2 separate regions of the Homo sapiens genome follow, and region 1 is linked to region 2. The links are chromatin contacts, found by Hi-C or POLR2A ChIA-PET in ENCODE. All regions are on one chromosome and are shown on one strand. Each heading gives the region's core, a stretch centred on a gene start or an enhancer-like site at or near the end of the contact. The rest is flanking DNA. Distances are from core to core; before and after follow the strand shown. Region 1 holds the start of RUFY1 (RUN and FYVE domain containing 1). Region 2 has its middle 14 kb from the start of MXD3.

Evidence for each region. A loop is a pair of places that touch in the nucleus more often than their neighbours do. ChIA-PET counts read pairs that join two places held with the same protein, here RNA polymerase II (POLR2A). Pooled maps may share reads with other maps.
Region 1: a map of HepG2 shows a loop between it and region 2 (12-fold over the local background). The contact joins the promoter of RUFY1 here to the enhancer-like site in region 2. A Hi-C loop is called at or near these places in 1 of 168 maps with a recorded cell type or tissue (HepG2) and 2 of 50 pooled maps. POLR2A ChIA-PET finds 5 or more read pairs at or near these places in 1 of 52 experiments (GM10248).

The regions. Positions count from the first base shown.
Region 1 is chr5:179,548,974-179,554,665 of GRCh38, forward strand. RUFY1 (RUN and FYVE domain containing 1) reads left to right here and starts at 1,581. Exons shown (of 18, transcript NM_025158.5): 1 at 1,581-1,906. The coding sequence starts at 1,597. The region is part of intron 4 of LOC128966623 (a long non-coding RNA gene); the gene reads left to right. It overlaps LOC105377762 (a long non-coding RNA gene), which reads right to left and starts at 1,531. Exons shown (of 4, transcript XR_941315.4): 1 at 971-1,531. RefSeq lists a silencer at 1,506-2,215 and an enhancer at 5,461-5,692.
Region 2 is chr5:177,323,260-177,329,331 of GRCh38, forward strand. No RefSeq gene overlaps it. Among named protein-coding and RNA genes, the nearest start is that of MXD3, 14 kb to the left of the region's middle. RefSeq lists enhancers at 819-1,319, 2,877-3,820. Within about 2 kb of position 4,477, at least 12 of the 41 ENCODE cell types and tissues checked have a DNase peak (open chromatin) inside an H3K27ac peak, as active enhancers do.

The sequences.
Region 1 (5,692 bases), core at 331-2,830, 2.2 Mb after region 2:
TACAAAAAAAAAAAAAAATTAGCCGGGCGTGGTGGCGGGCACCTGTAGTCCCAGCTACTCGGGAGGCTGAGGCAGGAGAATGGCGTGAACCCGGGAGGTGGAGCTTGCAGTGAACCGAGATCGCGCCACTGCACTCCAGCCTGGGCGACTGAGCGAGACTCCGTACGAAAACAAACAAACAAAAAAGACTGGTAGTATGCCCTCAGTCATTACACAACTCAAACACCAACTCCACAAATTCCCAAAACACTCCTAGATGAAGTGGTATCCCTTCACTGAGAACTGGCCTTTCAGGGACCAGACATATCATGCAACCTAGTGAAGTGGGCTGGACCAAGACAGGTCCAGGGAGCAGCTGGGCGTCTAAAGGGGCAGCACAGTTTATTCCCAACAGTTTGTTGCCATCTGGGAATATGCCATGAGTTACCAAATATTCCAGTGATTCCAGAGAAAGCTAAAATCCAGATTCTTATGTGAAATCTTTTGATTTCTAAATATTGGCAACAAGTTTTAAGATTTGTAAACATTCTGGGAATCAAAACAGCTCTGCTGGTTTGGTGTGGCTCATGTTGCCTCACTTTGCAAAGTGTTAAGTGCTAGTAAATTTTAGTGTTTTTTCTGAGACAGGGTCTCACTTTGTCGCCCAGCCTGGAGTGCAGTGGCCATGATCTCCGCTCACTGTGGGATCGACCTCCCGGGCTCAAGCGATCCTCCCACTCTCAGCCCCCCAAGGAGCTAGGAGTAGAGCTGTCCCGCCACGACATCTGGCTGGTTTTTTGTTGTTGTTGTTGTTGTTGTTTTGGTATTTTAGTAGAGACGGGGTTTCGTCCTACTAAAGGCCCGCCTGGGCCTTCCGAAGTGCTGGGATTACAGGCGTGAGCCACCGCGCCCGGCCAAAATTTTCCTTTGTACTTACTCAAATTCCTTTCTTTTCCAAGTGAAGAAACAGACTGAGTGTATAGTGACTTACCCAGGCCACACAGTTGGATACCAGAGATAGTAGTCACAATCGCTAACATCTGCCATGTGGTCCTTACTGCAAATCTTATTTAATAATGAGGTCGGTTTTTGTTATCCCACTTAACTAATCAATAGGAGAAGCCACCTCTGATTTCCAGTCCACTATCGTGCACTCTTTCTTGCCAAGCCGTCATAGTCATTAGATTAAAAAAAAAAAAAAATTCCTGCTTTCCTGCCTCGCCTGTGCGTTTCCTTAGTCGCCCTTTCGGGGCTTGTTCTAATGAGTGCTACAGAAAAATGACGAAGTGGAAAATATAGACCATGAAATGAAAATTTAAAAGAGGAAATGGTGTCACAAAGACAACGACGGCCAGGGAACCCCGTGAAGCGCCGGGCAGGGTGCACAACTGTCCTCGGAGAAAGTTCAAGAGGAACTTCCCCGCGAACAGGTCCTGCCGGCGGCCGGGAATACGCACACTTTTTATGTTATGACTTGGACTTTCCCGAACCTTTCGAAACAGAGGGAAGGCGAGGCGGTGAAGAGGGAGAAAAATCTCCCCCACCTAAGGCAAAGGCGATGCCCGCCCGCCCCCACCCCGCGCCCGCCCGCCCGCTGGGTCACATGACACGGCCAAGATGGCCGACCGGGAAGGCGGCTGCGCTGCTGGGCGGGGGCGGGAGCTGGAGCCGGAGCTGGAGCCGGGGCCGGGGCCCGGGTCAGCGCTTGAGCCGGGAGAAGAGTTTGAGATCGTGGACCGAAGCCAGCTGCCCGGCCCAGGCGACCTGCGGAGCGCAACGAGGCCGCGGGCGGCCGAGGGCTGGTCGGCGCCCATCCTGACCCTGGCACGCAGGGCCACCGGGAACCTGTCGGCGAGCTGCGGGAGCGCGCTGCGCGCGGCCGCGGGGCTGGGCGGCGGGGACAGCGGGGACGGCACGGCGCGCGCAGGTAGGCTCGGGCCGGGTCTGTCCCGCGGCGGACTCGCGTGTCCCCGCTGGCCGCCGGCGCGGGCGCGGTGGGGGCCGGGCTGGGAGGGCACTGGCCGTTCCGGGAGGTTACGCGAGCTGTTGGCGGGCGGGCGGCGCCTGGCTGCGCCTGGGTCTTTACTCCGGCGGCCCAGCCGAGACCGCCCCCCGCAGCCCCGCGTGCCTGAGCGCGCTCCCGCACCCGCGCCTCTATGCTCTCCCACTAACTAGGTGAAGGACGTGTGCGCGTCCGGGCTTCGGAACTCTGTAGTAACTCCACACACGAAACGGAGCCAGCACTGTTCTGCTTTTCAGCCGTTCAGTGCGGGAGTGGAGCGCCGGCGGGTGTTGGGAGGGCGTGGGCCCTGCGCGCAGCGGACCAGCGGCGCCTCCGCTCACCTCTGCCTGTGAGATGGGGATTTTAAAGTCACCCGATGATCTCTTAAAGACCTTTTCAGCCCTTGTAATGAACAGAGTGCCAGCATATCAGTGATAGTAAGAGTTAAGTAACTTAGCCCTCTAACGCCAGACATCCAGAGCTGTGCTATCCAATACAACAGCACGCATATGTTTTTGTGTGTGTGTTTTTGTTTTTATTTATTTTTATTTTTTTGAGACCGGGTCTTGCTCTGTCGCCCAGGCTGGAGTGCAGTGGTGCGATCTCGGCTCACTGCACCCTCTGCCTCCCGGGTTCAAGCGATCCTCCCTCCCGCCTCAGCCTCCCGAGTAGCTGGGATTACAGGTGCCCACCACCACGCTCGGCTAAGTTCCCCGCCCCCACCCCCCTCCCATATTTTTAGTAGAAACGGGGTTTCACCATCTTGGCCAGGCTGGTCTTGAACTCCTGACCTTGTGATACACCTGCCTCGGCCTCGTAAAGTACTGGGACTACAGGCTTGAGCCACCGCGCCCGGCCGGATTCCTCAATTTCTAACTGAATCAATTGAAATTCAGTACTTTTAAATTGAATTAAAAATTGAGTTCCTCGGCCGGGAGCGGTGGCTCACGCCTGTAATCCCAGCACTTTGGGAGGCCGAAGCGGGTGGATCACGAGGTCAAGAGATCGAGACCATCCTGGCCAACATGGTGAAACCCCGTCTCTACTAAAAATACAAAAAATTAGCTGGGTGTGTTGGCATGCACCTGTAGTCCCAGCTACTCAGGAGGCTGAGGCAGGAGAATCGCTTGAACCTGGGAGGCAGAGGTTGCAGTGAGCCGAGATCGCGCCACTGCACTCCAGCCTGGGTGACAGAGCGAGACTCTGTCTCAAAAAAAAAAAAAAAAAAAAAAACTTGTTCCTCGATTACAGCGGCCACATTTTAAATGCTCAGTAGCCTGTGTGTGGCCAGTGGCTACTGTATGAGATAGCACATAATAGAACATTGCCAACTTCATAGAAAATGCTGGGACAGAGCTGAGGAAAGGTTGTGGTGCCTTCCAAGGAGCATCATAGCACACACTCGAGGCTTCCTGATTCCTCCCCATCCACTGGTACCTTTGCTGTAGATGCACTGACCCCAGGTAGTGAATTGTGAGATTTTCAGTGGTCAAGAATAATTACTGAGTAAAGTTGAAAGGCTGACTCGTTTTGAGATCCTGGCAGTGGAAAATAGCATTAGAGGATGATGAGAGCCTGGGCAGGCCGGGAATCTACTGCCCTCTAGCTTGACACCTTTTCCCGAGACTTTTCCACACATCAGTGGATGCTGAGTTGCATACTCATTGACAGTCAGTACTGAAAGTCAAGGCATGGCGTCTCCTGGAGGCCTCTTAGATATTTCGTGGCAGGAGTAAGCAAATAATAAAAGTTCTTCCCTGCTAGAATTTCTTTCCTTTAATGCAGAATCAAGGAAAAAATTAAAAAGATAAAATGAAATGTGTCAGTACCTGGCACAGAATAATAAGTGTTTGCTGAACAAATGCATATTTGAAAAATACCTGTGTTCCATCTATGGAAGTGATAGAAACAATAGCCAACACTTATATTGTCCTTCAAAGGTGCCAGGCATTAGTCTTAAACCTGTACAAGTATTCATTCATTCCTCACAACAACCCTATGTGATAGCAGGACTAGCTTCATGGGTGGACAGTCAATGCAGGCTTTGATCACTCTGGTGGAAAGGGCCAGGCACTCAGAAGTATCCCATGCTTGAAATTCTTAATTTTATCTTTGAATTTGTGTTTTTTAAGTGAAGTCCAATGGGACAGGTTCTCAGTTGCCCTGGCCCACTCGAGCTGCCCTGGGGCTTCTCCCTACCCTCCCTGATCCCACTCTTGCCCAGGCAGCGTTGGGATTGCACCCTCCGAATCTCAGGGCAGGGTGGCTGGTACCACAGCACATTAGGCAGGCAAGTGGGCAGGGGCCTCTCACCTGTCCCATCCCTGCAGGGAAGTTGCAATCCATTAGGGCTGTAGTAAGGGGGAGTCTGACTTCTGTGCTCTGCTCCAGGCCGGGAATTTTGCACTGGGCCTTGTAAATCATGTAGATGGCACAGGGTGATGAGTACCATTATTATCCCTATTTTATAAAGAGAGTATTAAAGAGAAGTAACTTCACCAACTGCAAAATGTCTATATATATATCCCATATGGATTTAAAAAACTAGGCCGGGCATGGTGGCTCACACCTGTAATCCCAGCATTTTGGGAGGCCGAGGCAGGCAGATCACCTGAGGTCAGGAGTTCGAGACCAACCTGGCCAACATGGTGAAACCCTATCTCTACTAAAAAAAAAAGTACAAAAATTAGCCGGGCTTGGTGGTACGCACCTGTAATCCCAGCTACTCAGGAGGCTGAGGCAGGAGAATTGCTTGAACATAAGAGGCGGAGTTTGCAGTGAGCCGAGACCATTCCACTGCAGTCCAGCCTGGGCAACAGAACGAGACTATCTCAAAAAATAATAATTAACTCAATTTAAGGAAAGTATTAATAACTACCACTCAATCTAGCAAAATGGTGACCATGGCTTACAAAGAGATGAAATTTGGGGAACTGCTGGGTAGAGCCATGAGGCTGGTCCCAAAGGTCACCGGGATTTGAAGCCATCAGGTAGGACAGGAGCAGAGGTGGGAAAGGAAATGGGCCAAGGGCGGCTCGCTCTGCAGCGACACAAGAAAAACAGGATGGGAGAAAGACAGTGACACCACTTCAGCCAGGGCCAGGCCCAAGGCTGACTCATTCTCTTTCCCCACTGATCTGCCTACACAAGCAATGAGGACAGGCAGGACTTTCAGAGGGAGCAGTTTAGGAGCAGAGATTGAATGTGAGCAGCACTCTTGCTGGATGATATTTTTTCAATGGTAGAAGCTAAAGGAAATGCTGCGGAATATTTTGAATACTTGTTTTAAAATGTTGTCCCGGTCGGGTGCAGTGGCTCATGCCTGTAATCCCAGCACTTTGGAAGACCGAGGTGGGTGAATCACCTGATGTTGGGAGTTTGAGACCAGCCTGACCAACATGGAGAAACCCCGTCTCTACTAAAAATACAAAATTAGCCAGGCATGGTGGCGTAGGCGTGTAATCCCAGCTATTCAGGAGGCTGAGGCAGGAGAATCTCTTGAACCTGGGGGGTGGAGGTTGCTGTGAGCCAAGATCGCCGCATTGCACTTCAGCTAGGGCAACAAGAGCAAAACTTTGTCTCAAAAAAAAAAAGAAAAGAAAAGTTTTCCCATGTGGGGTCTGGTATGTGATTGTATTGTCCATAGGTGTCCTGTTTGGTTTTGGGGGATTTTTTTTTAAGGTAATAAGCGAACATGATTTTTAAAAATCA
Region 2 (6,072 bases), core at 3,227-5,726:
ATTGGATAACCTAGATGACATGGACAAATTGCTAGGAACATAAAACCTACCAAGATGATATCACAAAGAAACAGAAATTCTGAATAGACCCTATGATTATTATGGAGACTGAATCAGTAATCAAATATCTCTTGACAAAGAAAATCCCTGGACCTGACACCTTCACTGGTAAAATTATACCAAACATTTGAAGAATACGAATCCTCAAACTTTTCCAAAAGCTTGAAGGGAAAACTTCCTCATTCTGTGAGGCCAGCATTACCCCAGTACCAAAGCTAGACGAAGGCACTACAAGAAAAGAAACCTACGGGCCAATATTCCTTAATGAACACTGATGCAAAGATCCTCAGCAGGGTATGGTGGCTCACATCTGTAATCTCAGCACTATGGGAGGCTGAGGTGGGCGGATCATTTGAGGTCAGGAGTTCGAAACCATCCTGGCCAACATGGCGAAACCCCATCTCTACTATAAATACAAAAAATTAGCTGGGTGTGGTGGCACATGCCTATAGTCTCAGCTACTCAGGAGGCTGAGGCAGGAGAATCGCTTGAACCCTGGAGGTGGAGGTTGCCAGTGAGCCAAGATCGTGCCACTGCACTCCAACCTGGGTGACAGAGGGAGGCTCCATCTCAAAAAGAAAAAAAAGGCCAGGCACGGTGGTTCACTCCTGTAATCCCAACACTCTGGGAGGCCAAGGCGGGCAGATCACAAGGTCGGGAGTTCAAGGCCAGCCTGACCAACATGGTGAAACCCCATCTCTACTAAAAATACAAAAAAAAAATTAGCCGGGCGTGGTGGCGTGCGCCTGTAATCCCAGCTACACAGGAAGCTGAGGCAGGAGAACTGCTTGAACCCGGGAGGCGGAGCTTGCAGTGAGCCAAGATTGCACCACTGCACTCCAGCCTGGGCGACAGAGCGAGACTCTGTCTCAAAAAATAAAGAAAAAAAAATTTCCAGGCGAGAGTGCAGTAGCATGATCGTAGCTCACTGCAGCCTCAACCTCTCAGGCTCAAGCAATCCTTGTGCCTCGGCCTCCCGAGTTGCACCACCACGCCCAGCTAATTTCTTTTTTTTTGTAGAGACAGGGTCTCACAATGTTGCCCAGGCTGGTCTTGAACTCCTGAGATCAAGCAATCCTACCACTTCAGCCTCCCAAAGTGCTAGGATTACAGACATGAGCCACCGCACCCAGCCTCTTAGTCTGTTTTCTGAATACCTGAAACTGAGTTATTTATAAAGAAAAGGAATATCTCGCAATTCTGGAGGCTGGGAAGTCCAAGGTCGAGGGGCTGCATGTGGTGAGGTCTTGCTGGTGGGGACTCTGCAGAGTCTGGAGCTGGTACAGGGCATCACAGGGTGGGGGCTGAGCGTGCTCACATGCTAGTTCAGGTCTCTCTTCCTCTTCTCATGAAGCCACTGGTTCTCCTCCCATGATAACCCATTAAGCGACTAACCCCTGAAGTCATTAATCCATGAGTGGATTAATCTCTTGAGGGCAAAGCCCTCATGATCCAGTCACCTCTTAAAGCCTCCCCTCTCAGTACTGCCACACTGGAGATGAAGTTTCAACATGAGTTTTGGAGGGGGCAGACAAACCACGGCCACCTCGAAACCATCTATAGGAGAGTTTCTAAAGGAGATATACCTCAAAATCAGAAAGTGCAAAAGACATGGGATATAAGAATCGGAGAGTTAAGAGACCAGGAAAGCAGGAGATTGCACTTTTTTTTTTTTTAATTAACAGCCATTTGGAACCAAAATTCCAAGTAAATTCTGTTGATTTCTTGTTCTACCCCTTCAGGATGATGGTGAGGACAGGCTACATATAATAGCCCCTACAGCATACTAAGAGAATCCAGGTCCAGGATTCCAGATTTCTGGAGATTTCTACCAAGTAGTGGTGCCCAAGATCAGCTGTGATGATGAGGATGTGCCATTGCATGGCACGTGGCCCAGAGTCACCAGTTTATTACATATTGGTCATCTTCACTACCTGACTTCACACAAGTCAATCCAGGGTTTGCCTAGTTCCCTCCTAACGCCTTCTCTCTCCACAAGATCCGCTCCTCCTATGCTGACTGATTTGTTGGCCAGATGCAATGGCTCACACCTATAATCCTTGCAATTTGGGAGGCCGAGGCGGGAGGATTGCTTGAGCTCAGGAGTTCACGACCAGCCTGGGCAACATGGTGAAACCCTGTCTCTACTAAAAATACAAAAATTAGCCAGGCATGGTGGCATATGACTGTAATCCCAGCTTCTCAGGAGGCTGAGATTGCAGTGAGGTGAGATTGCACCACTGCACTCGAGACTAGGCAACAGAGTAAGACTCATCTCAAAAAACAAAACAAAACAAAATACCAAAAATACCGCCAAAAACTAGCTGGGCATGGTGGTGTGCACCTGTAGTCCCAGCTATTCCCAGCTATTCAGGAGGCTGAGGTGGAAGGATCACTTGAACCCAGCAGCCAGAGGTTGCAGTGAGTCAAGACGGCACCACTACACACCAGCCTGGGTGACAGAGCCAGACCCTGTCTCTAAATAAATAAATAACCTGTGATGTTTCTCCTCAATTTGCTAACTTAACCATTTAATGCTTCTACAGACTAGATTCTCCCTCTGATCACAACTTCCCACTTGTATGAGTTAGGATTAGGTTTGGCTGTGAGCAAAAGAAAACCTGCAACAATGCATACACAGTGGCTGATTTCTCTCCCATGTAAATGCTGTCCCCAATGCCAGTGGGCCCAGCGACAGTGGAGGTCCACTCCCCAGATGGCTGTGTGCCCAGCAATCTGCTGCCTGTGGGTGCATTTGCAAGGGTCTACAAAAATAAGTAATTCAGAATCAATGTTGTTGGAACTTTAAATTACTTTGAGCCTTAAAGGAATGTGATTATGGAGGCTGAGTCATGTGGTAGGCAGCTGTAACCTAGGCAGCTGTAACCTTTGTTCCTCTGATTATAGATTAGCCTTTTCTTTACCTACATTGTTTTGTAAAATGTTGCAAAAGACTAGGGCTCCAGAAAAGATGCTTTTCCTCTTCAACTTGATCTTCATTATAGATTAACTTTCCTCTTAACTACTTCTATGACCTCATGACTATCACACTGTCTAAGATGGAATGTTTAAATATACACTTTTAATTTGGAAAAGGAGCCTGGATCAGAACACGTGGAAAAAGTTAATTTAAAATAAGAAAAGAGGCCAGGTGCAGTTGCTCACGCTGGTAATTGCACCACTTTGGGAGGCCGAGGTGAGTGCATCACGAGATCAGGGGTTTGAGACCATCCTGGCCAACATGGTGAAACCCCGTCTCTACTAAAAATACAAAAATTAGCCGGGTGTGGTGGCACGCACCTGTAGTCCCAGCTACTTGGGAGGCTGAGGCAGGAGAATCACTTGAACACAGGAGGCAGAGGTTGCAGTGAACTTAGACTGAGCCACTGCACTCCAGCCTGGGCGACAGAGCAAGACTCTGTCTCGAAAAAAAAAAAAAAAGAAAGAAAGAAAGGAAAGAAAGAAAGGAAAGAAAGGAAAGAAAGGAAAGAAAGGAAGAAAGAAAGAAAGAAAGAAAGAAAGAAAGAAAGAAAGAAAGAAAGAAAGAAAGAGAAAGAAAGAAAGAAAGAAAGAAAGAAAGAAAGAAAGAAAGAAAGAAAGAAAGAAAGAAAGAAAGAAAAGAAAGAAAGAAAGAAAGAAAGAAAGAAAGAAAAAGGCTGGACACAGCCACTCATGCCTGTAATCCCTGCACTTCAGGAGGATTGCTTGAACCTGGGCAACACAGTGAGACCCTGTTTCTACAGAAGTTTAAAAACTTAGGCCAGGCATGGTAGCTCGTGCCTGTAATCCCAGCACTTTGGGAGGCCGAGGCAGGCAGATCACCTGAGGTTGGGAGTTCGAGACCAGCCTGACCAACACGGAGAAACCCCGTCTCAACTAAAAATACAAAAAATTAGCCGATCCTGGTGGTGCATGCCTGTAATCCCAGCTACTCGGGAGGCTGAGGCAGAAGAATTGCTTGAACCCAGGAGGTGGAGGTTGCAGTGAGCTAAGATCAGGTCACTGCACTCCAGCCCAGGTGACAGAGCAAGACTCCGTCTTGAAAAACAAAAAAAACAAAACAAAAAACAGAAAATTTGGGCCGGGCGCAGTAACTCATGCCTGTAATCCCAGCACTTTAGGAGGCCAAGGCGGGTGGATCGCTTGAGCCCAGGAGTTCCAAGATCAACCTGGGCAGCATGGCAAGACCCCATTTCTATTAAAAAAAAAAAAAGTAAGAAAAGAAAAAACTGGAGCTATGGAGACATACAGAGGAAAGATGATCTGAAGATGGCCACGTTATGATGGAATCGGAGACTGGAGTGGTGTGTCTACGAGCCAAGGAACTCCCACGTCTGCTGAGAATGGCCAGAAGCCGGGAACAGGAAGGGAAGGGCTCTCCTCTACAGCCATCAGAGACAGCGCAGCTCTGCCAACACCCTGACTTGAGACTTCCGGCCTCTAGAACTGAGAGCCAATCACTTTCTGTTGTTCAAGCCCCTCAGTTTGTGGTCCTTTATGGCAGCCCTAGGAAACCAATGTAAGCACTATGTAACATACTTATTTCACCCGATCTCTCCACTAGACTATGAGCTCCATGGGGACAGAGATCTTTGTCCCTTTTGTCCTCTGTTGTATCCCCAGTGCCTAATGCCGTGTGTGGCACAGAATGGACTGTGACCATCAGCGGCAGTCTGGAGCAGACCTATACATGTCAGAAAACTCACCACACGGAGGGGATAAAGGCAGGGCTGCTTTTAGCCACAAAAGAACAGAAAACATGACTCACAGTAGTTTGAACAAATAGGCATTTTTTTTTTTAACATAAAACCCCTGCAGCTGGCAGTCCGGGCTGGGCAGCACCTCAGCCACGCCAAGGACTCTCCCTCCACCAGGCTCCGGGTGCTCCACTCAGCCCTTGTGGTCACACGGGGGGTTCTGCATGCCAGGGGTCCCTTCCACATTCCAGACAGGAAGACGGGAGCGGGCCCGGCCACACCAGCTGCTGTTAGATCTCCTCACCTGGGGAAACCCAGAGGAACTGGAGGCCCTCGTCGGCAGGCTCGGGCATCTGACCAGCCGCAGTGGGCACACGGCCGCCCTAGCTGGAAGGAGCCGGGAGCTCAGCCAAGTATATAGCCTTCCAGCCCGAGAGGGGAGGAAGCTGAGGGGCAGGGTTAGGAGCAGATGTGGCGTGGCCACCTGAGTGTGCGCCTCAGAGGGTGCAGAAGGACCCAGGGGTCGGTAAATGGTGCTGGAACTGGCTGGAGACAATTGGAAAAATGGATTCCCTACATCACACCCTACGCCAGCTTAACTCCACTTCGATTAAATGCCAAATTTGAAAAGCAAAATTTTAAAGCTTTTAAGCAAAAACAAAATCTTTAGAATAGATTATGAAATCACACTAAATTATAGGCTGTATATCAAATGACGTCATTGAAAAGCAAAAGCCCCCAGGCACACTGGAAGGTATGCGCCAAGGGCATATCACCAGAGGAGCCCCGCACAGGCACTCCTACACGGCCGGAAGAAAGGGCCCGGACTAAACCACCACACAGAAACACAGATGCCAATAAACGCACACACATCCCAACATGGCTAGCAGAGAAACAAACGAAAGCTTTTGCATCCACCTGTCAAAAATGGAAAGCTCTGACTATATCAGGTGCTGAGGGACAGAGGGGATCTCGGCAGGTGCCACCCCACTGTGGTCACGGCCCGATTTGGAGAGCAGCGAGGCACCCTCTAGTAAAACTGAAAATGGGCTGGGTGCGGTGGCTCACGCCTGTAATCCCAGCAGTTTGGGAAGCTGAGACGGGTGGATCACTTGAGGTCAGGAGTTCGAGACCAGCCTGGCCAACGTGATGAAACCCTTTCTCTACTAAAAATACAAAAATTAGCCAGGCATGGTGGTGCACACCTGTAGTCCCAGCTACTCGGGAGGCTGAGGCAGGAGAATCGCTTGAACCCAGGAAGCAGAGGTTGCAGTGAGCCAAGACTGTGCCACTGCACTCCAGCCTGGGCAACAGA